Linked DNA regions of Homo sapiens: region 1 is linked to region 2. The links are chromatin contacts, found by Hi-C in ENCODE. All regions are on one chromosome and are shown on one strand. Each heading gives the region's core, a stretch centred on a gene start or an enhancer-like site at or near the end of the contact. The rest is flanking DNA. Distances are from core to core; before and after follow the strand shown.

The links. A loop is a pair of places that touch in the nucleus more often than their neighbours do. Pooled maps may share reads with other maps.
Region 1: a loop to region 2 is called in a pooled map, with 14 times the contacts of the local background. The contact joins two enhancer-like sites. A Hi-C loop is called at or near these places in 4 of 37 single-sample maps with no recorded cell type and 4 of 50 pooled maps.

Annotation. Positions count from the first base shown.
Region 1 is chr1:185,336,443-185,341,117 of GRCh38, forward strand. All of the region lies in intron 1 of CBSLR (CBS mRNA stabilizing lncRNA), which reads left to right. Among named protein-coding and RNA genes, the nearest start is that of CBSLR, 21 kb to the left of the region's middle. Within about 2 kb of position 2,454, at least 12 of the 41 ENCODE cell types and tissues checked have a DNase peak (open chromatin) inside an H3K27ac peak, as active enhancers do.
Region 2 is chr1:186,080,150-186,085,280 of GRCh38, forward strand. It overlaps HMCN1 (hemicentin 1), which reads left to right. Exons shown (of 107, transcript NM_031935.3): 56 at 1,058-1,245; 57 at 2,716-2,812. Among named protein-coding and RNA genes, the nearest start is that of PRG4, 210 kb to the right of the region's middle. Within about 2 kb of position 2,267, at least 10 of the 41 ENCODE cell types and tissues checked have a DNase peak (open chromatin) inside an H3K27ac peak, as active enhancers do.

The DNA.
Region 1 (4,675 bases), core at 1,204-3,703, 740 kb before region 2:
TGGACTTGAAATTAGGAGAGCTGAGTAGAAACAGAAATGGAAATGTCTGTGTTCCTTTCTCATTTTGACCAGGCACTGCCTCAGAACTTTTGACAGTTCAACTTTGTTGGGCCTCAGTTTCCTCATATTTGATTGGGAAGAGAGGGAGGCTGGAGGTGGAGACAATGAAGAAAGGGATTGACTATTCAATGACTTCTAGACATTTTATCTAAAGTGTTACCTGCATTTCCCCAGGCCATGCCCAATGAGCTATCAAGAACAGCAATGAGATGCTAATCCTACAGATTGGATGAAATAGAGGGAGCTAGAACCACATGCATCCTGCTCCCCACAACTTCTCCCAACTAATGCAGAAGGTTCCCAAGGTTTGTCAGACAGCGATTTGAATTTCTGTGGTCTCTCTGGCTACCTTGTGGTATTTCTGGTGCCCTGTGGCTCTTGGCATAGGCACTATAATGATGCTAGTCCTTCACCCCTCATTTGTCTGTCTGAAAACTGTGCTGGTTTGAGATGTTTCCCACAGATATCTGGGTGATGTGGCTCCATGTTTTTTACCAGCACTATTTGTAAGCCATTTTTCCCCTGACAGGGACACAGCTTCCTGAAGATTGGGCTGGGAACAATCTAACTCCATTCAAAATCACCTTTTCCTTAAGAAGACCTGTGCTTGTCATTAAATCGTGTGTATAAGCTGGTGTAGACCTTTCAGTTAAGTTCCTTAGACCAATAGTCTTCAAAGTTTTTGCTCTCAAAAGCTTTAAAAGACTTGTAAAACTTAGTATCTCTTTGCAGATTTTCAAGTCAACATGAACATATTGTGTAAAGGATCTATTTTATGTTGTCAACAGACAAAATTACAACAAACAGTTTAAATAGCTCAGTTGGCTGTATTGTAGTTCTAGAATTGGGCAACACTTCATTCCATAAAATATAATAAGTGTTCTGATGAGCTGAGCAGAAGGAGTTAGCTTTGTAGGCAGAGGACGGCTGAAGAAAGCAGAAACGAAGAGAGCAAAGAGGATATTAGTCATTCCACAGCTACTTTTCTGTAAGGCAGGACAGGGAAGCAGAATAATAGAAAAAAATGTGGCTCCCATCTATAATCCCAGCTACCCAGGAGGTTGAGGTGGGAGGATCACTTGAAGCCAAGAGTTCTAGGCTACAGCAAGCTACGATCATGCCACTGCACTCCAGCCTGCGTGACAGAGCAAGAACCCCTGTTAAAAAAAAAAGAAAAAAGAAAAAAGAAAAAAAGAGACAGAGAACTGATTAGTTAACATCAGGCTACTTCTTTTGTGTGTGTGTGTGTTTTTTCAAATTTACTAAGTAATGAAACAAAAGATCCAACAGTTCTTACATAGCCTTTATTTAAAAAAAGAAAAAAAGATAAATTGTCTTGAAACTACTCCTAAGTATTTTGAAAAACATTTCCTTTTAAAAGTAGCTGGCCAAGAATCCAGAAAACCTTTTCATTTTAGAGAATCTTCCTCTCTCTTGCTTTTCTGTTCTCTTACCTGATGTCAGTCATTTTGTTTTTCCTGGGCAGTCAGAAATCAGTTTTTACTTTGGAACTAAGACACTCATTTTTGGCTTTAAAAATTGTTAATTATATTGTTCGGTTTTGGGTACTATCTTTGGGTAAGTTGACAATTTCTAGGTTTTTTGTTAATTAAAAATTTTTAGTTTTACTACCTCTGTATCTACTTGCGTAAAAAAGGATAGTATCTAATTATATTTTAACTTACCACTTTTTAAAACTTTTAACTGTTTATATGTGTAAGGATTTAAGTAGAAGTTTTTCGTACTGATTGAAGATTTAAACTGGCTTGTTTGGAAAATCAGCTGTTACCTCTTTCTCCTGATTTCTCAGAAGGTCAAATAAATACTTAGTTTGAGTTTGGTAGAAGTGAACTTTAGTATGAGTGATCCCATTCTGATTTTTTATCTGGTCTGTTGAGGCCTGGTGCAGAAACTTAGTCCAAAACAATGGCCTCTTGTGATTTTTATTTAACAGTATTATCTTCGTGCTTTAAATACCTTTTCCTTAAAATCACAGAGTTTCAGATTTGTCTCAGGTCAGAAATTGTTCATAGAGCAAATTATCTGCATCAAATTACACTGGCTGTTTCTGTCAGGAAAAAGTTGACTTTATTTATTTATTTTTACTGAAAATAAATGTGATTACATGCATGTCTGTGCAACCTCACTTCTGAATGTAAGAGACACAATGTTGGGGAGGGTGGGAGAGAAAATCAGGGTAAAGGCATGGAGCCTTGCTTTGGCTTTCTTCACCTTGCCCTACCTCTCCCGAAATCTCCATTCCCTGGTCCCTCTGCTTGGTGGCCCAGAGGTGTTTACCCCTGGAGCAAGCACACAGGAAGCTTAGGTCCCAGTGGGGCTTTGCCTTCCCTTTCTTTTACAAAATGGTTGCAGGGCCTTTGGTTGCGAGAGAGGATGTGGGAAAGGGAACCACAGGCCGCTGCAGACTTCTCTTCTGTAGAGCAGTGTTATGAGAGGACACGTGGGAGCTGGGGATTTGAACATTGCTTCTGTTTAAGCTATCCATGCCTGTGAACCCTTGGAAGGTCTTTATATCCCCAGAGTTATGAGTACCCCAGTTTGAAGACCACTTCTTTAGACCCCTCCACTTACTCCAGTTGAGTCTGGGATGTGCCCACGCAGATCTGATTGCAGCTCTTAGATTAGGCCTTCATGTTTGTTGAATATTTACAATGTACCAAGTGGCTTACCTTTATAAGTTTGTCTTCCTGAAGACCTTGTTACAGATAACTCAGGTAGCAGAAGACTCAGGAGCCAGACTGGGATACTCCTAATCCCTAAATTAACTTTTGTTCCTGCCACAAAAACTTTCTTAGTTGCATAAGACATGGTCAGCTGAGCTCGTGGATTGAAAGGAGGATCTGAAAGGAAACCTCAGCGTTTGTAGACCATTTCCTGCTTGTGGTTTCCAACTTAATGAGAGAAACAGTGCCTTTTTACAGCCATATCTGTAATAGTGCCTTTTTAGGGCTGTATCTGTGCTACTGAGTCTCCCCTTGACGAAAACTTAGTCAGGCTTCTGTGACCTTGGGCAAGTCCCCCAAGTGTCCAATTTTAGCAAGAATCCTGCTGAATCAGTTTAGCCAGAATCTCCCACCTTAATATCTGATCATCCTCAAAATCTGATCAACATTCTCATCCTCCACCATCCACTACGTAACATCAGATCACCCTGACCTGCCTTCAGCAAGAATCCCATTATGTTTGTTTAACTAGAGAATCCCCTTACCCTTGATGCTTTCTCTTGGCAATTTTCCATCCACCTACTCCTGCACTGTGCTCCCTGTCTATAAATTCCCCCTTTTTCTTGTTGTACTTGGAGTTGAACCTGATCTCGTTCCCCTGATAACAAAAACCTCATTGTAATAGCGCCCGCCATCCTGCCCCGCTTGAATAGTCTTCCTTACCATCTTTAATAAGTGTCATGAATTTTTTTTTCTTTAACACTCTTGTAGGGCTTTAGATAACCTTGGAGGCAATTTCATTTACTTAGATCTGCATATTATTTTGATGTGGTAATTTATAAAACACAGACTTGGTATCTTTGTGTTGCTGTAAAGCAATACCTAAGGCAGGGTAACGTATAAAGAGGTTTATGTGGCTCACGGTGCTGCAGACAATACAAGAAGCATGGCGGCAACATTTGCTTCTGATTAGGGCCTCAAGAAACTTCCACTCATGGTGCAAGGTGAAGGGGAGCCACCATGTAGAGATAACATGGTGAGGAGGAAGCAAGAAAGAGGGAGAAGGTGTCGGGTCCTTTTCTAACAATTAGCTCTCAGGGGAACTCTTGCTGGAATTCTTGTAGTAACTGATAGAATAACTCACTACTGTGAGGATGACACCAAGCCATTTGTGAGGGATACATCTCCATGATCCAAATACCTCCCATTAGGCCCCACTCTGACGGGGGGGATCAATTTCAGTATGAGGTTTCGAGGGTCAAACATTCAAACGATAGCACTTGGTAATTCATAAAACAATTTTCTAGTTTTTTAAATTTACTAAGTAATGGAACAAAAGAGCCAGCAGTTCTTTCATAGCCTTTATTTTAAAAATTGTCTTAAAATTACTCCTAAGGATTTTGAAAATCATTTCCCTTTAAAAATAGCTGGCCAAGAATCCAGAAAAACTTTTCATTTTAGAGACTCTCCCCCCGTCTTGCTTTTCTGTTCTCTTACTTGATGTCAGTCATTTTATTTGTTTTTCCTGGGCAGTCAGAAATCAGTTTTTACTTTGAAATTAAGACATTCATTCTTTTGTCTTTAAAAAAACGTTAATTATATTGTTTGGTTTTGGGTAGTATCTTAGGTTAACTTGAAAATTTCTAGGTTTTTTTGTTAATTAAAAAGTATTAATTTTACTGCCTCTATCCACTTGCATAAAAAAGGATAGTATCTAATTACATTTTAGCTTCCCACTTTTTAAAACTTTTAACTGTTATTTTATTTTACTTTTAAAGGTAGAGTCTGTGTTGTGCGGGCTAAAGTGCAGTGGCTATTCACGGTGTGATCATAGTGCTCTATAGGTTCAAATTCCTAGGCTCAATTGATCCTCCTGCCTCAGCCTCCTGAGAAGGTGGGACTACAGACACATACTGCCATGCCTATATTTA
Region 2 (5,131 bases), core at 1,017-3,516:
AATCAATCACGTAGCTTTGAATGTGAAAGTACGCATTCAAAATAACATTGAAATTCTATTGTGTGCTTTGTGGCATTGAGTATTTTCTTTACAAACTTTCAGTTTAGTTGTTGGAAACCCAGATACCACAAGATAGCATCTACATCAACTTGCAGTCTTCACTGATTGCTAAAGATAAGGTATATTTTTAAAGTGGGGGGGAAATAAGCTTTCAAAACAAAAATGATTATTTTAAAAATCAATTTCTACATTTACCAAAGCAGTCAACATGTGTTCCTAGTTCATTTAACATTTTCATTTTTAAAATTCTATGGGTAACGTGATTTTTCATAACTAATGTGTAGCTGGATTCTATAGTATTGTTTTCAACAAGAATGAACACATGTAGAAAAATCTAGAGTGGGACTTCTCAAACTTTAGCATACATAAAGATCACCTGAAGAGCTTGTTAAGACACAGATTTATTGGCCCCTTCTCAGAGATGCCTATTGAAGTTAGTTGGGGCCCAAGAATTTGCATTTTTAACCAAGCTCGCAGATGATGCTGATGCTGATACCACTGGTGCTGAGGCTGGGAAACACACTTTGAATCACCCAGGCAATTCCTTTCCAAATAAGGCCAAATCTGAACATTTCAATTACACTTTAAAAGGTGTAATTTTTCTGTCCCCTCTGGATGACCATATAGACTTAAATATCTATTTATACAGATGCTTCTTATATGTCTGCTTGAAAACTCAGAAGGTATAGTGGGAGGGGCTGAGAGAGAAGTAAAAGATATATTGGAGAAGAATTGAGATTGGGCTAAAGGGGAATGATACTATCTGAGGGATTAGTCTAGCATAAGTGAAGAGAGGGAAGAGAATAAAGCCAAATTCAAATACTGTTTTCACCACCCCAATTTATTAGTATAAAATGTTACCTGGGGATCATATAGTTTCTCCTTCAAGTTTTGCTTCTCTATTATTATCCCAAAGTTTTTAAAGCTGTCAGAAAATTAGCATGATTTAGAAAAGACTGTTGCCCATTTTTCTCCCTTTGTTGCAATCCTTTGTTAGTGCCGCCAATTATCAAGGGAGCAAATAGTGATCTCCCTGAAGAGGTCACCGTGCTGGTGAACAAGAGTGCACTGATAGAGTGTTTATCCAGTGGCAGCCCAGCACCAAGGAATTCCTGGCAGAAAGATGGACAGCCCTTGCTAGAAGATGACCATCATAAATTTCTATCTAATGGACGAATTCTGCAGGTAAAAGTAAAGAAAGATCTAATTTTAAAAGAGCTATTTGACTTTGCACTTTGTAATAATTGTTTTTGACTTTTAAAAATAATTTTTATTAGCTTGTAAATATTATATTTGTAAAAATAACCAACCATCAAAGGTATATATAATAAAATTCTTCTTCCTCATTCTATTCCCACTACCAGAGGTTACCACTGTTAATAGTTTTGTGTGGATTTTTCCAGAAATGTTCTACACACACCTCAATTGACTACAATATGGCCTTTCTGATAAAAATTGTATTATAAACAAATCATTATTGCAGTCCTTTCCATTATATATTTCTGTTGGTAAAATTCTAAATGGTAGGAAGTTCCCTATATATTTAAATTTGTATGTAGGCAAAAGGTTGATAATAATAAAAATTATGAAAATCACATACATATCCTGGATTGTTGTTTACCAATGGTGTGTCCATATTCTTCTTTTCACATGTCCTGAAAGAAAAGCACTTGTAGAAATAATACCAATTCTTTTGTTAGGATACAATTTGATAAATTACTTCTTGAGCAAAATAAATAATATTCTATTGGCTCAAGAATCCAAGCATAACCTTCAGTGTATCCAACATAGGACATATCTCATGGAATTCCTTATTCAAAAGAGAAAGAGGTTTATTACTTATAAATAACCTTAAATTTTCAAAGTATCTTCTAAATATTGTGACTATTTCTATGTGATAATCATATAACCTCTACCAAAATACTTCAATGGTTCTGTGTCCAAGTCCAAAAGATATATAGTTGGATAGAAATTTCTATGTAATAAAATGAAGAAAACATAATTGTTATATTAGCTGCATAAAACAAACCACTCCAAAACTTAATGACTTGAAACAGTAAGCATTTATTTAGCTCACAAGCCTGCTGGTTTGCTAGATGATTCTTCCGGATGTGGCCTTGGCTGGGATCGCACACATATCTGGGGCCTAAGTTGCAATAAACTGTGATGATTCCTCCCCAAGTGATCTCTACCCTCCAGCAGGCTAATCCTGGCTTCCTCACATGGTGCTGGCAGAGTTCCAAAAGAGTGAGCACGAGTGAACAGGCTTCAGTTTTGAAATGACAGTCACTTCCGTCACGCTCTGTTGACCAAAGCCAGTCACAAGACCAACACAAATTCTACTTCCTGATGGGAGGGGTGTCAAAGTCACAATGCCAGAGGCAGAGAGAGAGAAATGGGAGAATAATTTGGGACATTTTTTTTCTAGTCAACATACCACAAATATGTATAGAATTACCTCTCCTGATTAAAAATCTTAGTAAATATTTATTTGATTTACCTAATAAAAGCTAGCATCAGCACTAGTATGTACAACATTTTTTTCTATCTGGTATTAAATAGAAATAATATATATTATTTATTCTAAAAAATAGACAAATATGACAAGTTGCTTTATTCAAAATTTTATTTGGAATTTCTTCATTTTTCCCTTAGATTCTGAATACTCAAATAACAGATATCGGCAGGTATGTGTGTGTTGCTGAGAACACAGCTGGGAGTGCCAAAAAATATTTTAACCTCAATGTTCATGGTAAGAGCTCAGTTCCAAAACCATCTGTTAGGGTATGCTTGGAAAAGCAGAAAATTTCTGTTTTAGATTATGTAGGCTTATTTTGTATTTTTTAACTTAAACAATGTGAGGAGCCTATACTCATTCAATCCCCTCTCTTCTTTCTTTCCACGATGGCTAGTAGGATTTATAAAGCATAAAACTTCCAGGAACACAGTTTTTATATTACTTCAGTGTCTCAAGAGAAAATAACTACTCCTGCATATTTGAAAGGAAAATCAGAATTTAAAATATTAATGATTACAAGTTTATGAAGTTAGAAGCAAATACAGGTCTCCTACTCATAAAAATCTATCCACTAGTCATGATTGGAATTGGTTTCTGTCCTTAAGTGCAGAATTCATGTTGAGCTATGTCCTCTAGTAACTAATATACTCCCTGGAGAAGAAAAAGTCACTTTGTGGAGTTAAATAATTCCTTTAAAACCACCAGCACACCTAATTCATTCATCAAACTCTTTTAAATACATGCTAGACACTCCATAAATACCACTTTTTGCTAAAAAAAAAAAAAAAAAAGTAGTTGAATATCTACTGCAAAAGAGTAGTTTTATTTTGTGAGATGCTGGTGCCTCCAGAATATTAACTTGGAAATGGTGGATAATCATTATAAAAGATCTCCTTTACATACATAATACACACATAAAATTCTAGCTCATTTTGGAAGTAACTGAAATTTGAAATGTCATGAAAAATTTCTGCCTTCTAAAGGACTTTTATGTAGTATGATAAATATTCTTCTTTGGTGTGATATGTAGTGAGTATTGGTATCTAGCAGTATTTGGTGTTTGTGTAATAGATATTTAAAACACTTTTATCTTTTTAATTCCCGTTCTTAGCACAGTGAGTAACACACTGTAGATGCTTAATAAGTGTCCTTGAAGTTTTTTGAATGGATAAATCTAACCAGAGCAGGAACACATGTGTTATGAATTCTCAGGAAGAATGAATTAATTAAACAAACATAATCATTGTGAAAGCACACATTCTAATCTGTAAAGTGCAGTAAATATTGGAAAATAAAATACTGATTAGTTTTCCTGATTGCTCAAGGCAAAATTCATTTTTCCTTCTCTATGTCAGAAAAGCATCTTGTAAATACCCCAATTGTAGCAGTTCCATATGTTGCCTTGTGTTATCTTCATATATCTGTATCTATGCCTCTATCCCATAACTTTATTGTAAGTGCTCTAGACAGATGGCCATATCTTACTTATCTTGGTCTCCCTAAACCTAGAATGGTGTCTATAGTTGTGGTAGTTGCTAAATAAATGTTTTCTGCATGTTTATTATATTTTCTTCATAATCATTGCCTCTTTGCAATGTACAGTAGAAACACCTGAAGTGGGACAGTGACTTGTGAGGAAGTAATCACTAGTGTTTTACCAATAAGGATTGGAGTTCAGAAATGTGTTTCTTCTTTCACCAGTTAATGATGTCTTGAGTTCCTGACTGCAATCAGGAACTCATTACTTAAATGTTGGAAAATTCATTTGAGGGGAAATAATGTAAATTATTTTCATGTAAAACAATACCATTTGTTATCTCCCTCTACAACTCTGCTTGCTTCTTTTGTACTCCTTCAGTCTGTTGGCATCTTAGGTTTTAGCTCTTTTCACTTTCCTTCATGGCCAGCTTAATTTTTGTGGAACAGCATTTCAGTCACTTCTCTTAGCCCATATCTTCTCATCACTCTTGCTCAGTAAAAGCTGAGCAACATATAACATATGTTATATGTCCTTGTTGCATATAACAACAAGGACAACAAACTGACTGCTTGAAACCTACCAGGTGCTGTGCCAAATGTTTTATATAGGTTATTTCACTTCATTATCTCAATAACCATATGTGCTTGCTACCATTTTATGCCTCCCCTGGAGGTGAAAAAGGCGAGGCTCGGTGAGATTAAGTAACATGCTCAAAATTACACAGCTTGCAAATGCTGCACCAGGATTTCAATGTAGGCAGTTTATTCCATAAGTTTTATACCTGCTTCTCTCTAATGCCTCTCACTAAATTCCACATCTGTACGCTACCTGCACTTAGGTAGCTCACCATGGCTGAAGGAAATCTTGAAGGCAGGAATATTGATGTCATTATAAATTCATAGTACCAGCTTGAACTGAGCCCTCCATACTGATTGCGACTTGTCGTTTTGTGTCTACACTATAGTGATTCTCTTAAACCTTCACGCCCTCCTCAAAAATATCAAGTGGCCACTGTCTTGGTCTGCTCAGGCTGCTTTAACACGACCAGAGACTGTGTGGCTTAAAGAACAGAA